Linked DNA regions of Mus musculus: region 2 is linked to region 1. A link is a loop called in an ENCODE intact Hi-C map of the cell type or tissue named here. Cell type or tissue: left cerebral cortex. All regions are shown on one strand.

What was found. Peaks named below come from ENCODE experiments on the same cell type or tissue, not always from the same donor. Only the 100,000 strongest peaks of a DNase experiment are listed, where the experiment ranks them.
Region 2: a loop joins it to region 1, with 2.7 times the contacts of the local background. A loop is called at or near these places in 3 of 42 quality-filtered maps.

What each region holds. Positions count from the first base shown.
Region 1 is chr10:121,622,363-121,630,362 of GRCm38, forward strand. Xpot (exportin, tRNA (nuclear export receptor for tRNAs)) reads right to left here and starts at 3,970. Exons shown (of 25, transcript NM_001081056.2): 1 at 3,743-3,970; 2 at 496-629. The coding sequence starts at 555. In left cerebral cortex, a CTCF peak has its summit at 3,846; a DNase peak (open chromatin) is centred at 4,103; H3K4me3 peaks cover 2,085 bases; H3K27ac peaks cover 955 bases.
Region 2 is chr10:121,736,247-121,744,246 of GRCm38, forward strand. It overlaps BC048403 (cDNA sequence BC048403), which reads left to right and starts at 3,684. Exons shown (of 3, transcript NM_173022.3): 1 at 3,684-3,964. The coding sequence starts at 3,730. In left cerebral cortex, CTCF peaks have their summits at 3,447 (motif pointing right) and 3,656; DNase peaks (open chromatin) are centred at 3,450, 3,636 and 4,128; H3K4me3 peaks cover 1,504 bases; H3K27ac peaks cover 1,094 bases.

The DNA.
Region 1 (8,000 bases):
TACATTTATCCAAATATACCAGCATCTCCTAATGGATTTCTCATCACAAAATTGTTTTATATAACTTAAGGTGTGGCATACGGGAACTGCTTATTTCCAGTCTGCAGAGACTAGTAAGGAGGCTCACTGTCACCAACTTCAGACTTAAGCAACTTGCAGTGCAAGGTAAGCAACCACAGGGTAAAACATATACTGCCTACTACAAAGTTCTCTGTCTCTGTAACTGTGTTACAACGTTGCAACAATTAGCAACGTCCCATGTTGCACAAAGTCCTGCCTTAACGGGTCAGGTTTCAGGATCCTGGCTCAGCCAATCTAACAAAAATCAATCAGAACACTCGATGTTTCAATATTCAGAACATGCCTCAAATATGTTTGGTTTTATTAATGTTTACTCAAATTATACCTCTATCATCAGATGTGTTTGCTGTCTAAATCCTCTGACACGTGTTTATGGTTGCATGCTTTTCAAAATAGTTACATTGACTGACTTACCCTCTGTCTAAAGTCTGAATCGGCATTTGGATTTAACCCTAAAAGAGCCTGTTCATCCATCTCGGCCGCTATTCCTGGAGTTTTCCGATCACAACAGACGTGGCTTCTAATCCCACAGCAGAATCCACAATCATCTGTGCACAGAAAACAAAAGATGATCACCTAGAATATCAGATGTGGCTGAAAATACACAGCTCCTGAAGGGTCAAAACCCACCTTAAGAGTCTAGACCTCACAAGAACAAAAGTGGGCCATGGAGCCCACAGCAGCATAATTGTGCAGACTCTAAACAAGTATGCCATTAAAGCTTTCAGGTGCTATCGCCCCGCAAAGTGCCCCGGCCAAATACAGAAAGTAATTCTTCTAGAAACAAGCATGAAGTGCTGGGGGTGGGGAAGGAGGTGGAAACAACAGTCAGATCCCCAAAGTTTTCTGGCCAGCTACTCAGCCAAACTGCTAAGTCCCAGGTTCAGTAAGACCCTGCCTCAAAAAGTAAGGAGAGGCGGAGAGTTCTGACAAATATTCAAGGTAGGAGAATAAGCAGCATGCATTATATACATGTATGAAATTGTAAAAAAAAAAAAAAAGTTATAGTGAAAATCAACAGATGAAGACATCTAATATGGATTCCCTGCCTTCCACCTGCACATATATATACAAGCACACATATAAGCACATACAGATATATCCTTATATTCCTATTATAAAGCTACACATCTTTTTTATTTATCTGTTTTTAAATTATTAGAGCCACAGAGAACTTAAAGAGGCCAAGAGGTGAACGGAGGTCACGGGCAGCCTTTCAGGCGTGGTGAAGCCAGGGCCAGGCCGCAGATAGATCTCTATACTCTTCTGTTTTCCTTGATCTTTTTGGAATTGAAAAAAAAAAATCAGGATCCAAGTTAAGCCCCCTCTTCTGATCACTCATAGCAACCTTGCAGACCCCAGCCAGGCAATCTAAATTCCAACTGCCTACAGGATTGAGATGCCAACATTTCTCAACAATTCCTGACCACTCTTCGTGCTCCTCAGCAAGGCCAGCAATGCTTGCCACATCACACGGCAGCTCTCAAGCACACCCTACTTCACACACACACACACACACACACACACACAGCTCTTCTCAGCTTCGAGGCTAAACCCTGCAAGGCCTCCAATATTTCACCTCCAGATCACCTCGTGCAGCAATACAGCTTCGACGCTCTACTATTTGATCCTAACAGAACAGGATTAAATAATCCTTTCCACGACCTACCATGTGACAGTTTGATTTCTCAAAAACAAAAAACAAAACAAAACAAAAACAAAAAACCCCAAACCATTGTGAAATATGAATGCATTACTATGTTCTTAAAATGTGAAAACACAGGTTTTAGGTTTTTAGTGCTCTGGGTTTGAACTAGTGAGATGATTCACGGGTAAAGACCCCTGAAAACCCTAGATCCATATGGTGGAAGAAGAGAACTGCGCATGTACACTGCACATGCGCACATTCACACATGCACACATCTGTACATATATGAGATAAATATATGTAGTTTTTTTAAGTTCTAGATTTATATTCCAATCCTTATCAGTAAGAACAGATAAAACACAAAACAAAAACACATCTTTAATACCAGCATTGGGAAGGCAGAAGCAGGAGGGTCTCTGATCTCTTGAGTTCCAGGCTAGCCTAGTCAACAGAGTTCCAGAACAGCCAGGGCTACCCAGAGAAACCCAGTCTGAAAAAACAACCAACCAACCAACCCCACCGACCCACACACACACACCCCAAGTGACACAACCATTCAGTCACTCAAAGTAGCACACACCTTTTAATCCCACTGTTTGGGAGGTAGAGGCAGGGGGATCTGGGACTTCAAAGCCAGCCTGGTCTATCTACATATGGATGTTCTGGCTAGCCAGAGCTATAGTGATTCTGTCTCAAAAACAAAACAAAAATTGAAGCTGCACACCAAAACAAACAAACAAACACCCCAAAAGTATGCATTCCATTCTGTCTGCAGGAAAAGGGGCAAAGTCCTAAAGACTACAATGTGTGCATGTGTGCAAAGCATGCCTCCAATAGGGTACAAAGTCAGAGACAGGCACGCAGGATGCACAACTTGAAACATTCTTAAAGTAAAGTAGTATTCCTGCTAAAAATGCTCAGAGAGAAAAGTCGGTGTAAGACTGTCTGTAAACCCCTGATTGAGAAATCCACTAGAGTTCCTTTAAATTATCCATTGCTTTGGGAAAAAAACTGCTTAAGCGTTTTGTCATTTCACGCTAATCTTGACAAGAGGAAAAAAGATAAATAAGAGGCCCAGCCGAGCACATGCTCAACACCAACAAAAAAAATCCTCAGCAAACTTGTTCCATAGTGAGGAATCCCTCACAAACCTTCGCCCTCTACACAATCGGAAAAAAACATCAAACCAAAATAAAATGAGATGGTAAACCACCTATCTGTGAATAAAACACAGGGTTAAAAGGTAACGATTGCCTAATAAAGACCGGCAAAGGAAGCTTAGCTTTCTGACCTACCGATGCAGAGCCTTGCAGGCTTAAACATTGTTACAATATGGTAAACATCTTATACTACCTGCAAAGGTGGATGTGGGGGTGGGGGGAGCGAAAAAAAAACATGTAAAATTGGAAGCCTTAATTTTTCCCTCAGCCATTAAGTCAAGAATAATCAAACAATGTGGAAAATTCCTCCACACCTACTTAAGCCTGTTTGAGACCGACTGAATCTTTCCAGCCTTTTAACATCAAGTTGACAAGTCGCTTTAATACAACGTAACTTCCCCCAGTAACAACTAATTAAGGCTTCCAAAAAGTACTCGTTTTTCAGGTTACAGGGAACATCAAGCTTTTCCGTGGCTGCAAGACTGTAAAGAAGCAAAAAGGGGAAAAGGCTGTCCCTGCTGGCAAATTACTACGCAGAAATAACACTTTCTCTCCTATTTGTCCCGGGGTGGGAAGCGGATCAACTTTGAGGTCCCTACAGCTCAAACTGGTGGGACGCACTCTAAAACTATCACAAATGGGGTTGGGGGGCAGCCTCCTAGGCCGGCCTCGCCCCCTATCCTTCGCCCGGATCCCTCCCAGAGCGAAGCCTCGTGGCCACTCGGGTGATGAAACACCCGGCAACCGGCAGCCACGCACTAGGGACGCGGCCGCCACCGATCGTCCCCAACCCCAAGTCCGGCTCGCCCGGCCACGTAGGGTCCCCGGCCCGCCGCCCTACGCCTCCAGTCACCATCACTCCAATATCTCTTCCTCGCCTGCACTCCCGAGGGTCGGCCAGCCGCAAGGAGCGGGCCGTACGCAGGGAGCACGGAGAGCGGCCCACGTCCTTGTCGCTGTAGTCCTCCAATACAGCCGCAGCGCTAGCGCCGGAGCCGGCCCGGGCCGCGCTCCTCTCGGCGCTCGGCGTTCCCCGGGCGCCTTCTCTTGCGTGGCGCGGAGCGGGGAGGGCAGGTTGGCAAGCCGGCGGGCGGAGTCGGCGGCCCTGGAAGGAAAACTGCGCAGGGTCCCGCTAACGCCGCCGCTGAGTCAGCGCGAGGCACGCCCCCCGCGTCGTACCGCGCGGACCCGCGCTAGCAGCAGCCTCATGGAAGTAGAGTGCAGACGGCCGCCAGCAGGCTGGGCCCGGGGGACTACAACTCCCAGCGTGCAAAGCGCATGGGACGCTTCCGAGAGGAGGACCGCGCACGTGCTCCCTGGAGCTCGCAGGGGGCGTGGCCGGCGGGCCTGTGGTGCATGCTGGGAGAGTGCACACCGCCCTCCTAGCTACAGGTTACTGAGGTCCTCTAAGCTTTTAGAAGACCGGCCACGTTGCGCTCTGCTTTGAGCGTCGGCGTGAATTAGTAACTCTCCACTCCCTCCAGAAGGGTCTGGTCAGGTGGCAGTGCGGAGATCCTGAGATCGGAAAAGTGGACGTGGTTGAAACCACGTGTTGAGTCAGTTGCTGAATTCCTTTCCAGCGGTTCCACGTGTCAAGAGTCCAGACGCTTAAGGACTCTTTAAAAAAAAAAAAAATCCGCTGTATTTTTATTTACTTGTTTTGCTTTTGAGGCAAGATCACACTCCATAACCCAGGCTGGTTTTCACTCATTTTTCCCAAGCTGGCCTAAACTTTACAAATTCTGGAATTACTGGCATGAACCACCACGCCCAGTTTAAATATTACTAAATTTGCCTACAAAAAAAGATAGAAAGAAAAAAAGAAAACCGAAAGCAGTCCCCGGTGATGGTGGCGATTACCATTCATCCCAACACTGAGGAGGCAGAGGTAGCCACATCTACAGAGCGAGTGCCAGGACTACAGAGAGAAACACAGTCTCAAAAAAAGAAAAAAAGAAAAGAGAGAGGGAAAACATACGTACAAGTCCCGTGCTTCCGTTCGCTTTGTTTCTTTGATCCCGTGCTATTATTACTGTGTGGGCGCAGTATAAGCTCCAGCAACCTTACCTAAATCCTAAGGCTGCACCTCCATTATTGTTGGCATCATGAGTGTTAAAGTCCATCTCAGTTTACTCATTTTATGTAGAGTGGGACAGTACCAGCCTCAGAGGGTAAGGTTTGGTTAATTTTATTTAGAGGCAGAGAGAGGCTCACTATGTAGCTCTGGTTAGCCTGAAACTTGCTGGCCTTCACTGTTCTCTTGCTTCAGATTCCAGAGTGCTGGAGTTCCAGGTTGTCACCAGGTCTGACTATTTCATGAATTAAGTTTGATACACGTGTTAGACTTATCATAAGTGACACTATCTCTGGGGATACATGGACAAACATCTGTTCACTGCAGATAGATACCCAGATTCGGTACTGATGACAGACTAAAGTGAGGATACCACGAAAGTCAAGCTTGGTGAACCAATGGCTTTTACTGGGGTGACTTTCTTACAGGAGCAGAAATGATATAAAGACAGCAGCCTCCCCGAAGACAGCAGGTAGGACAGGTTCCAGCAATTCAGCTTGTCCAAGAGTGTATAGCATGAGGGAGGGGATGGTATTGTTAATCTGGTTAGTTTGGGGGGGATCTTTGAATTGTTTACTTCCCGAGTTTAAAGAGTTTATCATGAAAACAATGCAGTGCACCCAACGTGTAGATTTCCTTTCGTTTCTTAGAAACAGTATTCTACAGTAAACTCTGGCTGTTCCAGAACTCACTATATAGACCAGGCTAGCCTTGAACTTACCAAGATCCCCCTACCTCTGTCTCCCTCACAAGTACTGAGACTAATGGTGTGTGCCAATACACCTAATATCTTATTCAGTACATGCTCAGTGTACATGTTCAATGTAGTCAAAGCCTTGCCTCTAGCTCCCACTAAGAATAAGCCAGACCTGTTCTACAAGCCTGTGATCCAAGCTGCTTCAGAAGCTGAGGCAGGAGGATCTCAACTTCAAGGCCAGCCAGGGCACAATAGCTATATCCTCTCTTTAAAAGTGAATGACGAGGTCTAGGGATATAGCTCAGTGATAGTGTGCTTACCTCGCACCCACCACCCTAGCTTCAATGCCCAGACCACAAAGAGCTAACAAAACTTGCCAGCAGATCGGACAGAGTGAGGAGGGAATGGAAGTAGAATAAAAACTGATGTTACCTCTTAGCAGCTACCCTTACTCACTTATGTTACTAAAACTCCTTCCCAGGGCAATCTTCAAGTCTACCCCTCTTCCCAAGGTCCTAAGAACAAGCTCACCTAGACTCCTTCAAAGTTCAGTGTGGGGACCCCAGGAGTTTATTGGACTTACTTGAGCATGCGTAAGGGGTTACTTACTGAGTGTGGGCGCTCCTCTCCCTTAAAAAGGCTGCTCTGCAAAGTCCTTACTCATCAGGGATGATGGCTGTTTTATAACAAAATCGATTTTACCAACAAAGACTCGGGAGCCTGCTAGCTCAGAGAGGCAGAGAAAGCACCCAGCTAACCCTCCTCCTCAGCTGATATCCCACCAGGAATCCCCTCCCTCATGCTGTCTCAAAAAAAAAAAAAAAAAAAAAAAACCTCCTTCAAACTGAATGCCCCTCCCTTCTACTTCCTGTGTGTCTCTCTACCCATCCTCCTGACTCCCTCTTACTCTCTATGGTTTTTTTCTGAATAATCCTATGTTCACTTCCTGTTGACTGGCTGCTTGCTCTGCTTCTTGACCAACGATTGACTTTATTTAATCCTGTTTACGATATTCAAGAAGAAAGCTCCTGGGTTAAAGGTGTGGGCTAAGGCCTGGCCACACCACAACTAAAACATGTGTTTCCAGTAAATAACACAATCTTGGGGTTCACAATGTCATTAAATATCCTGTAACTGGCTTCTCTCAGCCACATAGATGAAACACCCCTTGCTCCTCAGCCTTGCCCCACCTACATACATTAGCCCCTCCCCTAGGCCAGCTTGGACAAGGTATGTATAATAGGTGGCAAGGGTTGGCTGCAAACTCCAAGGAGAATCTCCTGGCTTTACCCTGTGTGATCCTTAGCAAGCCAAGTGGGCACAGTTGAACTCCCCAAGATGGCCGTTATTTGCCCAAGAGGACAGTCCTGTACAACATCTGACCATGTTAAAGATGAAGCATTTCCTGCATAGCCTTTAACCTTGTGTAACACATTTAGTTGTTAGAAATGTCAGGCTGCAAGACTGGAGAGTTACTCTTCCAAAGGACCTGAGTCTGATTCCTGTTAAGGCCTGGGTAACTGTTGCCTTGTATAGCCAATCATTTTAAGCTGTTACTAATGTTACAAGGAAACTTTCTCATGTGCTGTTACTCCGTTACTTCTTTGTGCCTGAGTTAGCTGTTAACCCAAATTCTCTTATGTTCTATGCGTTGGCATTCTTGGAAAGCAATCACAATAGAGGACAGTTAGAACGGCGTTGTATAGATAGCCACAATAGGCCTGGACCCAACACCTCCCTGGGAATTGACATCCTACTTGGCAGAAAGAAACATGAAATCCTGATTGGCAAGTTGGCACATGATGCTAGGCAAGTCAAGTCGCACCCCACCACTGTCGAATGACCCAACCAATGAGGACAGGATAAGTGTACAACAAAGACGTGTTCTCAAGGAAATCTCCTGTCCCTAAATCCTGATTGGTGGAGTAACTGGGCACAGACATTTGTGAATTTCAGGCTTCAAAGCTCTGTAGGTCACAGTTTAGCTTCTGGATCTAGATTGCACCCCCGATTGATCAGTTTTGGGGTGTGTATTCAATAAACCAGCTCAGTTTGACTGAGATGGGTGTCTCAGTGGTTTGTGTGGTGACTTCCAGACCTCACCAATTCCCAGCATCCATATTAGGTGGCTTGCAACCACTTGTGACTTCAGCTCCAAAGGATGAAAACCTCTAACCTCTGAATGCATCCACACACATGACACACACTTGTACTTTCCTGCTTACACACACACACAGAGGCACGCACACACATGAGTCTAACACAGGCTGGCCCCTTTCTCCAGTTCGAATGAGTTTTTGCATGAATTTTCATTTCAGCTGTGAGACTGGTTTAAGAGGC
Region 2 (8,000 bases), 110 kb after region 1:
AAATGTATTAAAGACATACTTGTGAAACTGAAAGTTGTGAAACTCCCTGCAGAAAACAGAGGAGAAGGTCCCTGACATAGGGCTTTGGCATGACTCAATGACAGTCAGTCACTGACAAAACCAATGACTTTGTTTCAGTGAAGACATCAAAAACATGGGCTACAATGGCAGAATAAGGAAACGGGTTTTGGAGAATCCAAAAGCTTCTGCACAGCCAAGGAAATGATCAGCAAAACAAAAAAGTCACCCTGGGAAAATATGTGCAAGCCCTGCATCTGATCTGACAAGAACTTAATAGCCGAACTATATAAACAGTCGTGCAATGAACACCAAAGAGCAATCTGATGTAAAAATGGGCAGAGGATCTGAGTGTGATGACCTAGATGTCTGAACAAACGGGAGAATTTCAGGGAGCCACCCCTGAAACTGTAGCCTGAGTTACAAAGAAAGAGTCTGTGTCAGAGAGAGAGAGAGAGAGAGAGAGAGAGAGAGAGAGGTTGAGGGTCAGGGAGAGAACTCACTAGACACTCTTCCAAAGGAGACAGACAGACAAGCACATTTAATGTACTTAACATTGACTGGGCAAAGGCAAATCACAGCCACGAAAGGTGGGCTGGAGAGGTGGCTCAGTGGCTAGGGGCACTTGCTTCTCTTACAGAGGTCCCAGGCTTGTTTGTCTCACAACCATCTCTGTTAGTTTGTATATGCTTGTCCCAGGGAGTGTCACTGTTGTGGCCCTGATGGAGTAGGTATGTCACTATGGTTGTAGACTTGGTCATGGTGCCTCTTCACAGTAGTAAAACCCTAACTAAGGCAATCTGTAAGCCCAGTTCTGGAGAATCAAATGTCCCTTTCAGGTTTTGGATATGAGGCATGGACATGGTACTCAGGCATACATATAAGCAAACAGTCATAAAAATAAGTTATATATAAAAACACTTATATATACAAGATAAAAATATGAAATATTATTTCATGTGTCAGAATGGTTATTATAAAAAATAATGAGTATTGAGAGAAGGGAAGCCCAGTCCCACTGGAGGAAATATACACTGCTATAGCCATGATAGAAAATTGTATGGAGTTTCCTAAAACATTAGCGATTGAACTTCCATACAATCCAGCCATCCCACTTGTGGGCACACATCCAAGGGAAATCGGCAACTCTGTCTGATACCCACTGCCCTGGGCTCACTGTAGCAATATTCACCAAGATGAAGAAACAATGTAAATGCTGCTCACTGTAGCTTTATTCCCCATAGCCAAGATGAAGAAACAATGCTGCTCTCTGTAGCTTTATTCCCCATAGCCAAGATGAAGAAACAATGTAAATGCGCAGTCACAGATGAACAGAGAAAGAAAATGTGGTGTAGCCACACAATGGGATATTAGTCATTAAAAGGAAACCTGGCCATTTGTGTGGTCCCATTGATGAACCTGAAGAGGACACGCTGTGTAAAATAAGCCAGAAATAGGAAGATAAGTACTGCATCGTCTTGGTTACATGTAGAATCTAAAACAGATGGACTTTAAGAAACAGTAGAATGGGACTTGCAAGTGGTCGGAGGTTGGGAGAAATGGTCATGTGGATAAAGGGTAGAAACTTTCACTCAATAGACGAGTGATGCTCTGCTCCTCTGATCTAATGGACTCGGTGGTGTCTACAGTCAATACTGTAGTCAGTGTACACCTGCAATACTAACAGGCCCTGCTATCTGTAATCTAGACATGTCAAGCCAAGTTATAGTCATGACTGCAGTGCATAATAAGAGTACCTTCACACTATATATAGCAGCCCTTGAAATTTTGTTTGGGGGCTGTGGGGGCAGGGTTGGGAGGTGGGTCGGTCCATAAGTGACTGCTGTGCAAGGACCTAAAATCAGATCCTCCATAAAAGCTGGGCTTGAGACAAATGTTTGTAACCTGGGCTGTGGGTGGGTCAAGACTGTTGGATCCCTCGAGCTCATAGGCTAGCTAACCTAAACAATCTGTGGGCTCTAGGCTCAACGAGTGACCCGTGTTAAAGAAAAAGGGAGGGGAAAATTAAGAAAGACACCTGAAACAATAATATCCGGTCTCTACATGAAAGCACATACTGAGTATGTGCACTCAAACACACAGGCACACACTCATGTGAACACATGCCCCTACAACACACACACACACACACACACACACACACACACACACACACACACATTCCTGCTTGTTCCAGCCCCACTCACTCTGGCCCAAAGATTTATTTATTTATTATATGTAAGTACACTGTAGCTGTCTTCACACACACCAGAAGAGGGCGTCTGATCTCATTACAGATGGTTGTGAGCCACCATGTGGTTGCCGGGATTTGAACTCAGGACCTCCAGAAGAACAGTCAGTGCTCTTAACTGCTGAGCCATCTCTCCAGCCCACATAACAATATTTGAAACTTATTTTGGGTCTGGGTATCATTGACACACAGTAGGCAGAGGCCTCGGACTATTCAAGACCAACTCTCTCTACACAGACCCTTCAGCAGAAAGAAGTTTCACTTCATAAGGAGTATAGTAGTTAGCCTGCATTCTTTTGAATGGTTCAATTGGGTATAAAAATTGCATTTCATATTTCTCTTGAGACTAGTATGTACATAGCCTTTCAAACACGTGTTTTTGTGTGAGTATACCTGCGTGCTCATGTGGAAGTCAGGGGATAACGTGCAGGACTCAGCACTCCTCATGTAGGTTTCTAGCATCTGACTCAGAGCCTCAGGCAGGGCAGCGAGTGCCCCTACACAGTCATCTCAACAGGTCCATAACCTCTCGTTTTTACTGGTTAGAAAGAGATCTTGGCCCATTAAAACTTAAAACATTAGCCCTTTGTCTGGCATACCCTGTGACTATTTTTCCTAGGTTTGCATTATGTGAGAAGAAGGACTTTTAGGGACTGGGAAGAAAGCCAAAGGAAGATGAAGAGAGGAGTGTAAGAGAGAGAAGGAGAGATGGACATGGTCAAAGCATGATATATTCATGCGTGGAAATGTCCCAGTGAAACTCTCTAATTCGTACAATTTATACGTGAAATATTTCAAAGCACACTTGTGAGCTGAGATGGTTTAGTGTTCTTAAATGTCGTATGAACGTGTGAAGAAACTGCATGACAAAATGCACCGATTTCATGGGAAGTCATTCCTGACTCTGAGAACCCCCGCAAGGAAGCTTCATGGAGTTGGAGATGGATGGGCAACTCTGAAGAGAGTTGTAGCTCTGGAAGCTGACCGACTCATGCAGATCTGACTTAGCCAGGTATGTTAACTGATGGCGTGTGTCGGTTTGAAAACTAGGCGACTAGCTATGAACTCCTGTCTGGCTTCCATCTGACAACCTTGGTGGTGTAAGGGCTGATAAGGCTTCTGGCTCTGATGGACACGCAAGAGCTGACGTCAAGCCCGTGTGACGTCATCCGCGCTAAGGCGCTGGCCTCCAGGGGCCTCCGGAGGGCAGGAGACGTCCCGGGGCTGGAGGTGGCTCCGCTGCAGGTCTCTGGCTCTGGAAGCTCAGGTTCCTAGGCTTGGTAGCCACCTCCACCTTTCACCTCCGCCACGCCCTCTGCGAGCCCCGGGAGCATCCCGCCGCCAGCCGGCTCGCCCGCCCCGCCGCGGGCACGCGCACGCACGCAGCTGCGCACGCGCGTCCCCCTCAGAACCCGGAAGTGCGAGCGGAGCCACGTGGGTGGAGCTGGCGCGCAGGTCGCATGGGGGAGTCTATCCCGCTAGCCGCCCCGGTGCCGGTGGAACAGGCGGTGCTGGAGACGTTCTTCTCTCACCTGGGTATCTTCTCTTACGACAAGGCCAAGGACAATGTGGAGAAGGAACGAGAGGCCAACAAGAGCGCGGGGGGCAGCTGGCTGTCGCTGCTGGCGGCCTTGGCGCACCTGGCCGCGGCTGAGAAGGTCTATCACAGCCTCACCTACCTGGGGCAGAAACTAGGTACCTCCGCCCCGCCCCTGCCCCTGAGGAGGAAGGAAAGGGGGTGCGCTGCCTGGTCTGCTTGGCTTGGGTGCCTCGTCACTCCCAGCGGCAGGCTCCACTCTGCCCAGGTCTCCTCCCACCGGTGCCCCTTCTTCCCTAGTGTGCCGCAAGCTCCGCCCACCGGCCTGTGCCATCGCTGCCTAGGTGGACTGGGAGGATGCTCTTCCCTGGGCATGCTCCAAACCCCGTGGGTTTACGGTTTTGCACCGTGCATGGACTGGTTTCATAAATGACAAGTTAACCAAGTTCTGTGTCCCCGTTCTAACTCACTAGTTAGACCTCACTGCGGTCTGAGGAGCAAAAGCAGGCGATGGAAGCTAGGTGTGTTAATAAATGCTATTTTGTCTGGCCTCTTATACAGAGGGGCGTCCTGTCCCCTCTTCAGATCCTGGCCAGGAAGGGCAGGAATTATGCAAAACCTTAACTGGAGAAGCGTTAAGGGACAGGATAGTGAACACTGCTAGTCCTCATGTAAATTTTAACCCTCAAAATAAGATGCAGGACTACCACTACAAGAAACAGTCGGCTTCATAAAAGCCAAGGGCTGTGCATTCAAAGTATTACCTTTAATAATAATGACAAATGATAGCTGACTACCAAAAAATTGGAATAGGCAGTTGTAATACTTAGGTTTCTTCTTGACCCTTTAGTTATTACAAGTTGGAGGGCCTTTCGTGAGTGAAGGATACACATCTCTGGCATCAAAGAGAGTGAGAGTGTACGTTACATATAGAGTTGATCCCCTTCTATTGCCAGGTAGCTCGCTGAATACTGAACGTTTGGTAAACACTCTGGGCAAAGGACTTTCTGAGATGATAAGGCCTGTAGCTTTTCAAATGATTGTTACTTAGTTATTGGTAAAAAGTGGCCAGAGATTTTACTCTGTTTTTCTCTAATGGGCCCAAAGGTGCAATTGCTATTACAGGGTTACTGTCCTGTTTTCTACAGTGTAGTGAGTTGGGTATGCATTTTATGGGAGGTGGTGGGTCTCAAACCTGAACACACCTGCCTTGAATAACCAGATTGAGTGTGTGTGTGTGTGTGTGTGTGTGTGTGTATATATATATATATACATATATATGTATATATATCCTTTATTCAAAGCATGTACAAATATTATTTATATGATGACTATTCATGTATGCATTTGATATATATCATATATATGATACATTCTAGCAGTAATATCGAAGGTGGATAATATTCTGGCAGTTTGAGATGTTTTAGGCTTCCTCCCTATAAAAACAATGATTGACCCAGGTACCATGATTCTTAACTTTATTGTTGTTTGAGCCCATCCATAGGATTATCCTCCCCATATGTATGTATGTATGTATGTACCAGATATATAGAATGAGAAAGAGCAACTGGGTTTCCTAAAGTCCATATGTGGATCCCAGTAACTAACTAACTAACTAAGTCTGCACTAAGTTTGAATTGTATGCACCAGGATTTTGTGTAAAAAGAACTGGCCACCACGTCTACGAACCTGTACACGTCCTTTCCTGTCTCTGGCTTGGCTTCTGTGAAGTGGTCCTTATTGTATAAAGTGCTGAGTTCTGCTTGAACCTCAGCTGTCTTGTAGGGGAGCCTATCTCTCAGGTCATACCGTGAAACATGACTGGGGGCTCCAGGGCTGACCTCCCTTCTGAGTAAGTGTTCTAAAAATGACATGCTTAAGTCCTTTGTAACTTAAATGCTCAGGTAAATAGTCAGTATAAGTTTTGTCTTTGAATAGTGGTGCATGCATGATATTATGATTATCAGAGAATGGGAAAAATTATGATTTAAAGCAGTAACCATGTATTTTGGAATCCATACAAGTTTCTTTGTGAAGCAAAAATGAAACAATTATACATATTTTTAACATCTTTTGAAGCCTTGCTTGGGCATGGTGGTCCTTGTCCTCAGTCTGCCCACTCAGGAGCTAGAGGCAGGTGTGAGTTTGAGGCCATAGAGCAAGTTCCAAGCCAGCTGGGGTTGCATGGTGAGACCCTGTCTCAAAAGACAAAACAAAAGGGAACGTGGTCTGAGAAGTCTTTACAATTTTTTGAAAGTATAATGGACAAATAAAAATTGTATGTACTTGGCATATCCAAGTTGATGTTTTACTGTGCGTTATGAAAAGAACACCATGAGCAAGGGAGTCCATGGCCTCCACCCCCTCACTCTCTGTGGTCAGAACACTTAATTAACATCTACCGGCTCAGCACATGTCAAGTGAGTCTGCACTGTTGTAGTGGTGCTGCGCACAGGAGCAGGTGGATGGGGGTTAAAGGTCAGCCTGGGTTACAAAGTGAGACCTTGTCTCAAAAGAAAAACAAAAGTCTTTGACCTCTGTCTGAAGCTCTAGCAGCTGGTCCTGATTAAATATGCAAGCATGGGCTTTTAAACCAAGGACAGACCTGACAAGAACCCTCTATCAATGTCCTGGCTTTTTTCCTGAAAAACTGGGTGTGACTTTTATCTTGGCACCTTCTCCGTGCTTTGAGGGCAAACACTAGTTTGGGAAAAGACAGTGGTTCCAATGTGCTGAGTGGGTAGCAGGGACATCTGAGACTGTCATAAGTGCCCACCCTTCATTCATTACAGGAGCACTTCTTCACACCCTGATTGATAAACCTTGGCACGCTCGGAGGTGACTTAAGGATGGATGTTTAAAAGTCACTACAAAGAAGTTGTAGAGTAAAATGCTTATGATGCTAACGCACTTTTTATGCTTGAAATTTTATGAGGTAAAGGTGGAAACCTTGGAGAAATAACAGTCACTGATAACTAGAACATTCTGGGAAAAAAATTCAAAACACATCAGAATTTGTAACTTGAAAATACTGGAAAAGAAAATTAGTTGGGTGTTTCTGATTGCTTCCCAGCATGAAGGAAGACCTAAAGGAAGAGGGACCCTCATTGGGTACTAGAAGGCAGGGCATTGTCCTCGTTGGGCACTAGAAGGCAGGGTGCTGTCCTCGTTGGGCACTAGAAGGCAGGGTAGTAGAGATAGGGTTGTTTTGCTGAAAGCTCTGAGAAAGAACTAAAAGTAAGGCATGTTGGTGGTCTCTCTTCCACGTATGAGTTTTACCTACTGGTGATTGGTATCGATCGATAAGCTTTTAAAGGTACCATTTGAATTTATTTATTTTTTATTTATATGAGTACACTGCAGGTGTCTTCAGACACACTAGAAGAGGGCATCAGATCTGTAAACCACCATGTGGTTGCTGGGAATTGAACTCAGGACCTCTGGATCACTTGATTCTATGCTGTGTTTCTGCTCCCTTGTGATCTGATGAGGGCAGGCATTACTTCTCCAACGCAGTGTTCAAGTTTCTGCCCCGGCCGCACCCCTTTCTGACAGTGGAGGCGGTCAAACAGTGCGGTCACCCATCCATCCTTTCGCTGAAGCATTCAGAGCTTAACAGAAGATCTCCGAGGTTTTTGTACACTTGTAGAAACCACCGTAGTAAGCACTCCTGTTTCTTGTCATTGTGCTAAAGTCTTGCATCTGGCTCTTTGATGGGGGATCCAAGCTTAAGAAAATACCCATGAAGCTGGCTTTGTGATTAGAGATATAGTTAGTCCTGCACAGCTTTGAGAGTAAATGATACCCCTACCGTTTGGTCCTCACGACTGTCATCAAGGATGGGGTTGCTCTGATTCTTTTGCAGGGTTTTGTTGTTGTTGTTTGTGTGTTTGTTTGCGGTGGAGCAACAGATATTTATAATCAGTTCTTGGTCTTAGTAATTCACAGTGTGGTGTGCTTGTCTCGTCAGCCCTGTCAAGAGCACGGCACACCCCCTCCCCCAAGACCCCAGTGTGTGCTTCATAAAAGGATGTGTGAGTGTGTACTCTCTTTAGCTGGCTTGGCCTAAAAGATAAGATTCAAGGATGATGCGTCTCTGAAGAAGAAACAGTGCCCTGGGCTACCAGTCCTAAAGGAAGTGTCTTATAATCCGTGGGGGTCTCTTGTTTTAAAAATGTATCTGTAAAAAACGGA